Linked DNA regions of Homo sapiens: region 2 is linked to region 1. A link is a loop called in an ENCODE intact Hi-C map of the cell type or tissue named here. Cell type or tissue: B cell. All regions are shown on one strand.

Region 1 (5,000 bases):
GTGCATATGAGGAAAACTTTTTATGCTTCGTATGTCGGAAAATATATTTATTCTACTCTCACACTTGAATAATAGCTTCCACGGTTATAAAATTCAAGATTGGAAATCATTTCCATCAGAATTTTTAAGGCATTTCTCTATAATCCCTTAGCTTCCTGCGTTATTGTTGATAATCCAAAAGATATTGTGTCATGAAACTTTGTACGTAATCGTTGTTGTTTTTTTCTCTCAGAAGCTTATAGGATATCTGCTTTTTCCCTTCCTCCTTTAAATTCTTATAGGTGCTCCATTACCTACAAGATGAAGACCCTTCTCAAACCGTCCTCAGGGTATTTCTTTTTCTTTTTTTCTTTCCTTTTTTTTTTTTTTTTGAGGTAGAGTCTCACTCTGTTACCCAAGCTGGAGTGCAGTGGTGCAATCTCAGCTCACTGCAACCTCTGTCTCCCAGGTTCAAGCAATTCTCCTGCCTCACCCTCCTGAGTAGCTGGAATTACAGGCACCCCCCACCATGCCCGGCTAATTTTATTATTTTTAGTAGAGACCGGGTTTCACCATGTTGGCCAGGCTGGTCTCGAACTTCTGACCTCAGGTGCTCCGCCTGCCTTGGCCTCCCAAAGTGCTGGGATTACAGGCATGAGCCACCGCACCTGGCCTATTTTAACCATATAATAGCTCCTCCTGAAAATGATCAATGCTTAAGTCACAGAAAACTGTTGTCGCATGTTTACTCCTCCCTGCCTTTGCACAAACTATTCTCTGTGCTGGACCTGCCTTCCTCCACCAACCAGTCAAAATTCTACCTGTCCTTCCAGGGTCCAGATTAAATGTCACCTCTTCTGTGAAGCATTTTCAATCCCAGCCCCCAATATGCTGGCCACCCTGTCCCTGCAGTGCATACCACATTCCGCCCTGTGTCAGTTGACTGTGTATGAATTTGCCTTTGCCACTAACTGCTCCTCTAAAGCAAGAGAAGGCTGTGTCTTATAGTTCCAACACCCAGAACATAATGGGCATTGAAACACTGTAGAATTCTATTTAATTCAATTTTGTTTGCTTCAAATCCAGCCTGGTCCGACTGTCTGCAGCTGGTTTTAATAACATTGGCTACCGTTTACCCAACACATGCAATGTGCCTGGCCTTAATGCTTTTCACGTGTAGTGGATTTGAATCTTGGTCCAAAAGATTAATAAGATAGTGCACAGAGTGCAAAAAATAGTAAATGTCTTTAAATAATCGAAAATCTGATTCAAAACCTGCTCTTTAAAAAATCTTAAATCTGATTCAAAACCCCTGCCATGAGGCTGGTTTTAAGTTCAATCTGTCTTTATTGGGGCTTCTGGTCTCTTACAGTTGTTCCAAGGGTCTGCGCCCTGACACAGTGCTGAGGCCTTGGAGAAGCCCCTGTTGTCTTCTCCAGTCCAGACTGTTTACTCCAAGCATGCCTAGGGCTTAACCTGTATGCTCTTTTCCAAGTGGAAGCTCTGCTGCTTCTGCACTAGGCTTGGGGCAGGGGAATCTTTAGTGAGGAGTGATCCCCAGTGCCTGGGAGCAGGACTGCAAAGATGCACCATACGGCCAACTTCCCCGTCCCTGGGAGGCCTCCCCACCTGCCTTGGCTGCTGCAAGGAAGCAGGGCTCTTTCAGACCCACAGGCCACTGTGCCTTCCTCAGTTTGGGAGAACCTTCCCCCTTTGCCTGTCAAAGGCATTCCCCTCTCTCTCTCTGGCACAATGTCTGGGACACCTGGCATAATGTCAAGTGAGCTTCAGATTTTGGGAAATCCAAAGCCAGAAGAGGAAAGGCCTTGGCGGTGACATGTGCTATTGTCTTGTGTGACAAACCTAAATACAAACAAAGGAAAAAGAAAAGCATCATTCTGCCATACATGAATTATTTCATTTCTTCCTTATGACCAATCTGCAAGTTAAGTATAATGATTTCATTTTATAAAGAAGGAAGCTAGGATTCAAATTACCTAACTTGCCCAAGGTCAAACAGCTAGGAGGTGGTTGGAAGGTCTGTGTGATGCTAGAGCCCATGTTCTTTCCACTGCACTGTCCTACTCAGCAGCGAATGGAGACCAGCTTGTGAGACATGAGGCAGGATGAACAGGGTCAGACATCAGCATTACTAGGAAATGTGTAGGAGGAGGTATTCCCAACTTTGGGAACAAACTTCTTCTGAGGCTTCAGCAGCAACAGGCTGCAGGGAATGAGGTGAGCTTGAAGAATGACTGGGGATGGAATTACTGAAGAGATTTTCTTCTCCCTCCTGGATCAGTCGAAGCACTCCCCCAGTTCAGACTTTCTTTCTTGCTTAGTCTAAATTCCCTCCTGGTCAACAAGACTCTATATGATCTGGCGCTGCATGTGTCTTCATCTTTACTTCCCTCTACTCTTCCTTCTTTCATTAAGCAATAGCCACACTATCTTCCCCAGAATTCTCCTTAACATTAATGCCTCCAATTCATCACCCATTCACAACTCGTGTGGCACCAATTCAGAGAAGCTTCATTGACCAACTTTGCTAAATAAACCACCTATCTCCAATCTCTCCCTATCATGTTACCCTATTTATCTCTACACACAGATGCCTTTCAATGAATGATGTCCCACTTCTCAGGCTTTCCTTTCTCTCTGACTTCAGAAAAGCTTCCAGACAAGTGATCGTGCACGCAGAGGAGCGACTTCACTTCCTCTCCTCTCCTCCTTGTGGTTTAGGAGGTTGCTACCTATGACTTGTAATTTGGCTCCATCTTGTGGTTTGCATCCACCCCACCTGGAGCCTCCAAATCTGAGTAAGCCTAAGGTCTCCCAAGGTGGACTCCCCGGCACTTCCGTCCACTGGAAACGTTCTGCTGCCTCCTCCCTAGAGTCCCAACACCGCTCTTGAGACCTGGTCAGGTTCCCAGTTGCCCTTTATTCCTTTCCTCGGGCCTTCAGTATATGGATCTGCTTCAGGTACAAGTTCTTACTGTAATGCCTGAAACATGGTGGTTACTCAATAAATGTTTAAAGCCCCAGCTGACTAAAACAAAATGTAGTCACCCTGCTCTCAAATTCCCTGATGACATGTCCGCATAAAGAAAAATAAATTAAAATTTGTTTTTCTGATATTAACAAGTATTGTTTTGTTAATACTATTATCTTTCATAATAGTATTGACTATTATTATTGAGCACTTCCAATGTGCCAAACACTAGTCTAACCAACTGATATTTGTCAAATCCAGTATCTCCACATTCACTAAGAAGCACACCAGATATTTCCTAAATTGTTGCATGAAACCGAAGTGTTTAGGAGAGTGTTAATAACCTAACCAAAAACAAATCAATAGAAGTAATATTTTTCTGTTAAAACATATTTTAATACATGTAAGGAAATGCCAAACTTAAATATGTATCTTTTTGTTTTTTGTTTTTTTTGAGACAGAGTCTTGCTCTGTTGCCCAGGCTGGAGTGCAGTGGTGCCATCTCAGCTCACTGCAACCTCCGCCTGCTGGGTTCAAGTGATTCTCCTGCCTCAGCCTACCGAGCAGCTGGGACTACAGGCATTCACCACCGCACCCAGCTAATTTTTGTATTTTTAGTAGAGATAGGGTTTCACCATATTGGCCAGGCTGGTCTCGAACTCCTGACCTTGTGATCCGTCCGCCTTGGCCTCCCAAAGTGAAGTATGTATCTTTATTATATAGTAATCTGCCTTTTAAAAATGATATGTCATTATTTGTAACAATTGAAAATTATTGGAAACATGCCTAGTAAGAGTACAATAGTTGAAAAAATTATAGTACATCTGCACAATGGAGTAATGCAAAGCTGTTAAAAAGAATGAGGAGATAGAAAAAATAAGTTCCAATGTTTGATAGCAGACTGGGGTGACTGTAGCCAGCAACAATATATATATATATATATATATATATATATATATATATATATATATATATATATAGTATATTTCAAAGTAGCTAGAAGAGAGGACTTGAGATGTTGCCAACACATAGAAATGATAAATGCTCAAGGTGAAGGATACCCCAAATACCTGACTTGATCATTAGTCTCATTGTATGCATGTAACAGATACTCACATGTACCTCATAAATAAAATATGTAAAATATCATGTATCAATTAAAGGAAAAAGTCTAACGAAAAGGAATGAGAAAGATCTCTTTGAACTAATACGGAGGAATCTCTAGGTTAGAGTGGAAAATTCACAGTGCAATACAATGATTAAACTATGTACTGCCTTTGGGGTAAGAAAGAGGAAAGATACATATTTTTTCAAAAAGGTGGATTGGGTCAGATGTGGTGGCTTGTGCCTATAATCCCCACACTTTGGGAGGATGAAGTGGGAGGATCACTTGAGGTCAGGAATTTAACACCAGCCTGGCCAACATAGCAAGACTCTGTCTCTACATAAAATAAAAAAATTAGCCAGGCATGGTGGTACCCCCTGTAGTCCTAACTACTCAGGACGCTGAAGCAAGAGGATCATTTGAGCCTAGGAGTTCGAGGCTATAGTGAGTTATGATGGTGCCACTGCACTCCAGCTTGGGCAACAGAGTGAGACCATGTCTCCAAAGGGGGAAAAAAGCTGCATTGGAAGGATAAACAAGAAATTAATAAAAATGGCTACTTTTAGGAAGGAAGGGAGAATAGAAGTGAGAAGTGAATATTGACCTTTGAAACGTATAAATAATTTACAATGTTAATAAAAAATTGACAAAAACCTCTAAAATTTAAAACAAATAGAACTGAACCACACAGAAAAAATAAGTATCCCAAGTGATATTAAAAGATACTACTGTATGTTCTTGGTGGAATACACTTACTCTCTCTCTTCTCTCTCTATTTTTTGTTGTTGTTGTTGTTTGTTGTTTGTTGTTTTTTTAGACAGGGTCTTGCTCTGTTGCCAGCCAAGGCTGGAGTGCTGGAGTGCGCTGGTGTGATTATAGCTCAGTGCACCCTCAAATTCCTGGGCTCACGTGATCCTCCCACCT
Region 2 (5,000 bases), 170 kb before region 1:
ATAGCCCCATGGTCTGTGTCATGCCTGCCCTCCCATCACTACACTATCCCTACCCTGTGGGCTTCCTGTCCTGCAGTGGCTCCTGGGACCCCTCTAGCCCTCCTCAGCCTCACTGTTGCCCATTTCTCCTCTGGGCCCAGAGCCCACCTCCAGTCCCCAGCACTCACCTGTCCTTCCCTCTCACACAGGGCGAAGTTGGAGTCCCTGGTTCCAGGGGAGAGGATGGTCCTGAGGGGCCAAAGGGACGCACTGGACCGACTGGAGACCCTGGGCCCCCAGGGCTCATGGGCGAGAAGGTGATGGGATGAGGGTTCTGTGCCTGGGTCCTCTGGGGGTGTGGGCACTGGGGTCAGGATGGGCATGGGTGCCCGCCGCTGAAGTCAGCCAGTCAGTTGAAGATGGCCATGCATTAGTCATACTTCTGTCTGTGTAAATGGCATCTCTCAGCTGCTGATGGGCAGAGGGGATATATAAGAAGTCAGGGAAAAGTCCCTGACACGAAGAGTTGGACGGAGACGAAGCTTAGAGAGTAGCTGTTGCTTCAAGGCAGAGTGAACATGCGTTCGGACTCCAAGCAGCAGGAGTTCTGAGATGAGAGAGTCTAATAGCAGTGAGGTCTGTGGTCTCCAGAGCTGACTCTCCCCAGCACTTGCCCTGTGCCAGGTGCTGTGCTGATGCGTCCTATCTATCCTATGAGGTAGGCATGTGACGTACTGTTTTGCTGAGGTTTTACAGAGGCACAGGGATGCTTGTTGATTACATGGCCAGTGAAGGGCAGAGCCAGGGGTTATGCCCAGGCAGTCTGGCTTCAGAATCTCTGCTTCTAAGCCCTGCTCTGCAGCTGCCTGGGCAGGATGAGCCCTGGAGCCTCTGGGGAAGGGGGCATGCACGGGAGTCGGGGTGTGGTGGGCAAAGGGCCTGCAGGGGGATTGGTCTTGGTGAAGCAGGAGTGGGTGCTGGGGTAGATCCCACCTCCCTCATGGGGTAGATGGAGCTGAGGTTGACATGTGGGAAGCAGCTAGATCACAGTGACCCTGAAGGACCTGATACCTCTGTAGGCGCAGGGGAGGTGGGATCCCAGCACTAGAATTGGGGAAAATCCACTCACGGGAAGGAGAGACAACAAAAGTCAGGCAGCTGTGGGGCAAGCAATGAGGGGCTAGAGGCTGGGGTGTGTGGGGTGTGTTGCTGGGTGGGGGCTGGCTGTTATATGTGAGGGTTGAGGTCTCCAGGGGTGGAGTGGCATCTGGGCCTCCTCTCACTCCTAACTGCTTCCTGTCCCTCCACAGGGCAAGCTGGGTGTTCCTGGTCTGCCTGGCTATCCTGGACGTCAGGGACCCAAGGTGATGCCATGCCCCATACGTGCCCCTCCTCCTCTTCCCTCCTCCTCTTCGCTTCCCTGATCCCTGATTCCAGAAAGCACAGATGCAGGGCAGTGGGGGACCCCAGAGGGAATTTAGCTGACCCCCATTTTACAGATGACCGAAAGAGGCCCAGAGAGCAGCAGGGGTTTGTCCAAGGCCACTTAGTTCTTGGCAGAGCTCGGGTCTCCCTGGCCACTGCCTTTGTGGCCTCTCCTGACCCCCTTTGCCCCTTCCTGAACCCTACCTTTCATAACTTCTCAATTTCCCCCCTTCTCCGTTCTCACCAGGGGTCCCTAGGATTTCCTGGCTTTCCTGGTGCCAGTGGAGAGAAGGGAGCCCGGGTAAGCTGGGGGGTGGGAGGGCGTGAGAAGGGAAGGGCTGGAGAGGTGTAGAGGGGGTCTGTGGGGAGTCTCACCCTGGGTAATGTTCTCTCTGCTTCATTCCCACCAGGGCCTGTCGGGGAAGTCAGGGCCTCGGGGAGAACGGGGCCCCACGGTGAGTGCAGGGGAGAGAAACAGGTGGCTCAAGGTCCAGAGGGGGGCATTTGGGTTTCTCTGACAACTCCTCTTCCCTCTGTAGGGTCCACGGGGTCAGCGGGGACCCCGAGGTGCCACTGGGAAGTCTGGAGCTAAGGTGAATGGTCTCTACAAGGCTCCAACTGCCCCCTGCCCACTCAGCCCCAGCTCTCCCTCAACATCCTGACCTCGGGGACAGCTGGAAAGCAGCTCTTCCCACTCCTTGACTCTGTTTCCCCCCACAGGGAACATCTGGTGGTGATGGCCCCCATGGGCCCCCTGGAGAGAGGGTGAGTGTGGATCGAAAGTCCCCTTCCCCTGAGGTCCCCAGGGAGCCTGGGTGAGCCAGCTCCCTCCTCACCCCAGGAAGGAAGCTGAGTTCCCCCACTCAGCCCCTGCCCCCATTCTCCTGACTCCCCCCACCTCTGTCTCTAGGGCCTCCCTGGACCTCAGGGTCCCAACGGGTTTCCTGGACCGAAAGGACCCCCGGTAAGTTGACCCCGAGCTCTGACCCACCTCGCTTCTCTGAGTCCTTCTTCCCTACCTGCTTTCCAGCTGAGAGTTCACCTGACAACTGAACCCCTTCCAGGGCCCCCCTGGGAAGGATGGGCTGCCGGGACACCCAGGCCAAAGAGGAGAAGTGGTGAGTGATGCTCCTGGCTACCCATTCTCAGGGGGCTCCATCAGACCCTTTAACCCCAGAGCTGTCTGGAAAGCCCACAGGGACGTTCTCCTGGCAGAGTGGAGCCTGCCCTGGTGCTGCTCAGACCCAGGGCCCAGGGCTTGGTGTGATCCTGCCTGGGATCCTTCCTCCTGGGAATCTGCCCCACAGCGCCCACACCTGCTTTCACTGCATTCTCCTCTCTTCCTCGCCTAGGGTTTCCAAGGGAAGACCGGCCCCCCTGGTCCTCCAGGAGTGGTGGGACCTCAGGTAGGTTTGTCCCTAGGAGAGAATGGACCCCTGACCCTAGCATTAGTCTGTCTGCCCCTCTTCTCTCGGTCACACGCCCCTGCCCCGGTCCACCTGACCCAGACTCCTGGGGCTGGGGTCAATGGTGGGGGCTGGGATTTCAGGCAGGGGTCCTGAACTTCAGTCTGTTTTGGGGCGCATTCTCATCGTCTTGTCCCCCAGGAGAGGCAGTTCCCCAACAGAGACACAAGGTGGTGTAGTTACTCCACATGGGGCAGGAGAAAACCCAGCAGTGGCCCAGGAATGCCGGGGAATTTCCCAGGAGCTTTGGGGCAGGGATAAAGGGGTTCTGAAGGAGTGTTTTAGGGTGGCCAGGGTGGGCTCTTCTGGCAGACAGCGAGATGAAGGGCCTGAGAGCAGGAACTCTCTCTGCTTTTGTCTAGGGAGCAGCAGGAGAAACCGGCCCTATGGGGGAGAGAGGTCACCCAGGCCCCCCGGGGCCCCCTGGAGAGCAGGGACTACCTGGGACAGCTGGAAAAGAAGGAACAAAGGTCAGTGAGGGGCCAGGCAGAGGGGAAGTGGGGGAGCTGGGGATTGGGGTGCTGAAAGGAACAGGTAGTTGGAGATTTGAGGGGGGGCTGGAGAGCTCTCTGTTTAATTTGGGAGCATGGCTGTGGCTCATCACCTCTCCTTTCCTTTTAGGGTGACCCTGGTCCCCCTGGGGCCCCAGGGAAGGATGGTCCTGCTGGTCTGAGGGGATTCCCAGGAGAGAGAGGCCTCCCAGGCACTGCTGTGAGTGTGACTCCCAGACCCCTGCCTGTCACAAGCACCAAGCATCCTGAGTCCCCACCCCGACCCTGTCCCTGACCCCCTCCATGTCACTCCCCACTTCCATCTTTTGGAGCCTGTCTTCCCTCTCCAGCTCTCACCCTTCTCTTTTCGTGAAGTCTCATCTTCCCCAAATGTCTGGTTCATAGGGTGGACCTGGTTTGAAGGGGAATGAAGGTCCGTCTGGCCCCCCTGGCCCTGCAGTGAGTCTGGGGTTCCGGAAGTGGTAGGAAGGACCCGGGAAAGGGGTGGGTGAGGAAGGGTGGGAGTGGCATTCTGATACCACCAGGGGCTGTGGGGCTGGGCAGAGGCTGTCCAGGGACAGCCAGAATGCATCTGATTTTGGGAGCTTTTGGGAATTGTGGTCTGAGGTTCTCTGGTATGGGCGGGCTGGTGTCTCCTTCCTGGGGGTCTGACCATCTGCTTTCTCAGGGCTCCCCTGGGGAACGAGGTGCAGCAGGATCAGGGGGACCCATTGGTCCGCCAGGGCGCCCAGGCCCGCAGGGTCCCCCTGGAGCAGCAGGAGAGAAAGGTGTCCCAGTGAGTGTGGGGGTATTGGGGAGGGGTACTGGGGAGGGGTCTGTGAGCCTAGGGTTGATGGGCTATGACAAGTTTCCTGTGGGGTGTTTGAGGGTGAGGGTCACCTCCAGGCCATGACTCCTTCCTCCTGTCCCACAGGGTGAGAAGGGCCCCATTGGCCCGACTGGCCGAGATGGAGTGCAGGGTCCTGTGGGGCTTCCTGGTCCTGCTGGGCCTCCAGGTGTGGCTGGAGAGGATGGAGACAAGGTGAGGGGACCCCACAGACCCCGACCAATCTTCTTTCCAGATGAGATGGCTGACCTGGGCATGACCCCTGGCCCCTGTCATGTCATCCTTCCCACTCTACCCATCACCTTTCTCTAATATCTTGTCTGCCTTCTCCTCCCAGGGTGAGGTGGGGGACCCCGGACAGAAGGGCACCAAAGGGAACAAGGGTGAACATGTAAGTGTCCATGACCTTGACTTCTGACCTCCTGGCCTTTAACCTCAGTCCCACCTGATCTCTCTCCCTGTTTTGGTGTCTCTGACTCTCTTCTCTTACCCAGGGCCCTCCTGGACCCCCTGGACCCATTGGTCCTGTGGGGCAGCCTGGAGCAGCGGTGAGTGACCCCTCCACCCCCACCGAAGGCCCAGCAGCCTCTGGTCCTCCCTCAGCTCCCCTCTGCCCTTGTGGCTGGGAGTGGGAGCAGGGGCTCTGGGCCTGGCACCCAGCTGTGTGTGGTATTTGTGGATAGAGAACACCTGACCCATGACCCATCCCTGTGTCCTTGTCTCTGCTTTCCCTCAACCCTGCAGGGAGCAGATGGGGAGCCCGGAGCTCGGGGACCCCAGGGACACTTTGGA

What was found. A loop is a pair of places that touch in the nucleus more often than their neighbours do. Peaks named below come from ENCODE experiments on the same cell type or tissue, not always from the same donor. Only the 100,000 strongest peaks of a DNase experiment are listed, where the experiment ranks them.
Region 2: a loop joins it to region 1, with 29 times the contacts of the local background. A loop is called at or near these places in 10 of 110 quality-filtered maps.

The regions. Positions count from the first base shown.
Region 1 is chr6:32,997,993-33,002,992 of GRCh38, reverse strand. No RefSeq gene overlaps it. Among named protein-coding and RNA genes, the nearest start is that of HLA-DOA, 9.1 kb to the left of the region's middle. In B cell, a CTCF peak has its summit at 2,750 (motif pointing left); a DNase peak (open chromatin) is centred at 2,752; H3K27ac peaks cover 1,354 bases.
Region 2 is chr6:33,170,870-33,175,869 of GRCh38, reverse strand. It overlaps COL11A2 (collagen type XI alpha 2 chain), which reads left to right. Exons shown (of 66, transcript NM_080680.3): 30 at 189-296; 31 at 1,290-1,343; 32 at 1,652-1,705; 33 at 1,815-1,859; 34 at 1,944-1,997; 35 at 2,125-2,169; 36 at 2,315-2,368; 37 at 2,469-2,522; 38 at 2,757-2,810; 39 at 3,233-3,340; 40 at 3,492-3,581; 41 at 3,767-3,820; 42 at 4,050-4,157; 43 at 4,296-4,403; 3 more. Among named protein-coding and RNA genes, the nearest start is that of COL11A2, 19 kb to the left of the region's middle. In B cell, CTCF peaks have their summits at 2,635, 2,840 and 3,040; a DNase peak (open chromatin) is centred at 3,039; H3K27me3 peaks cover 1,389 bases.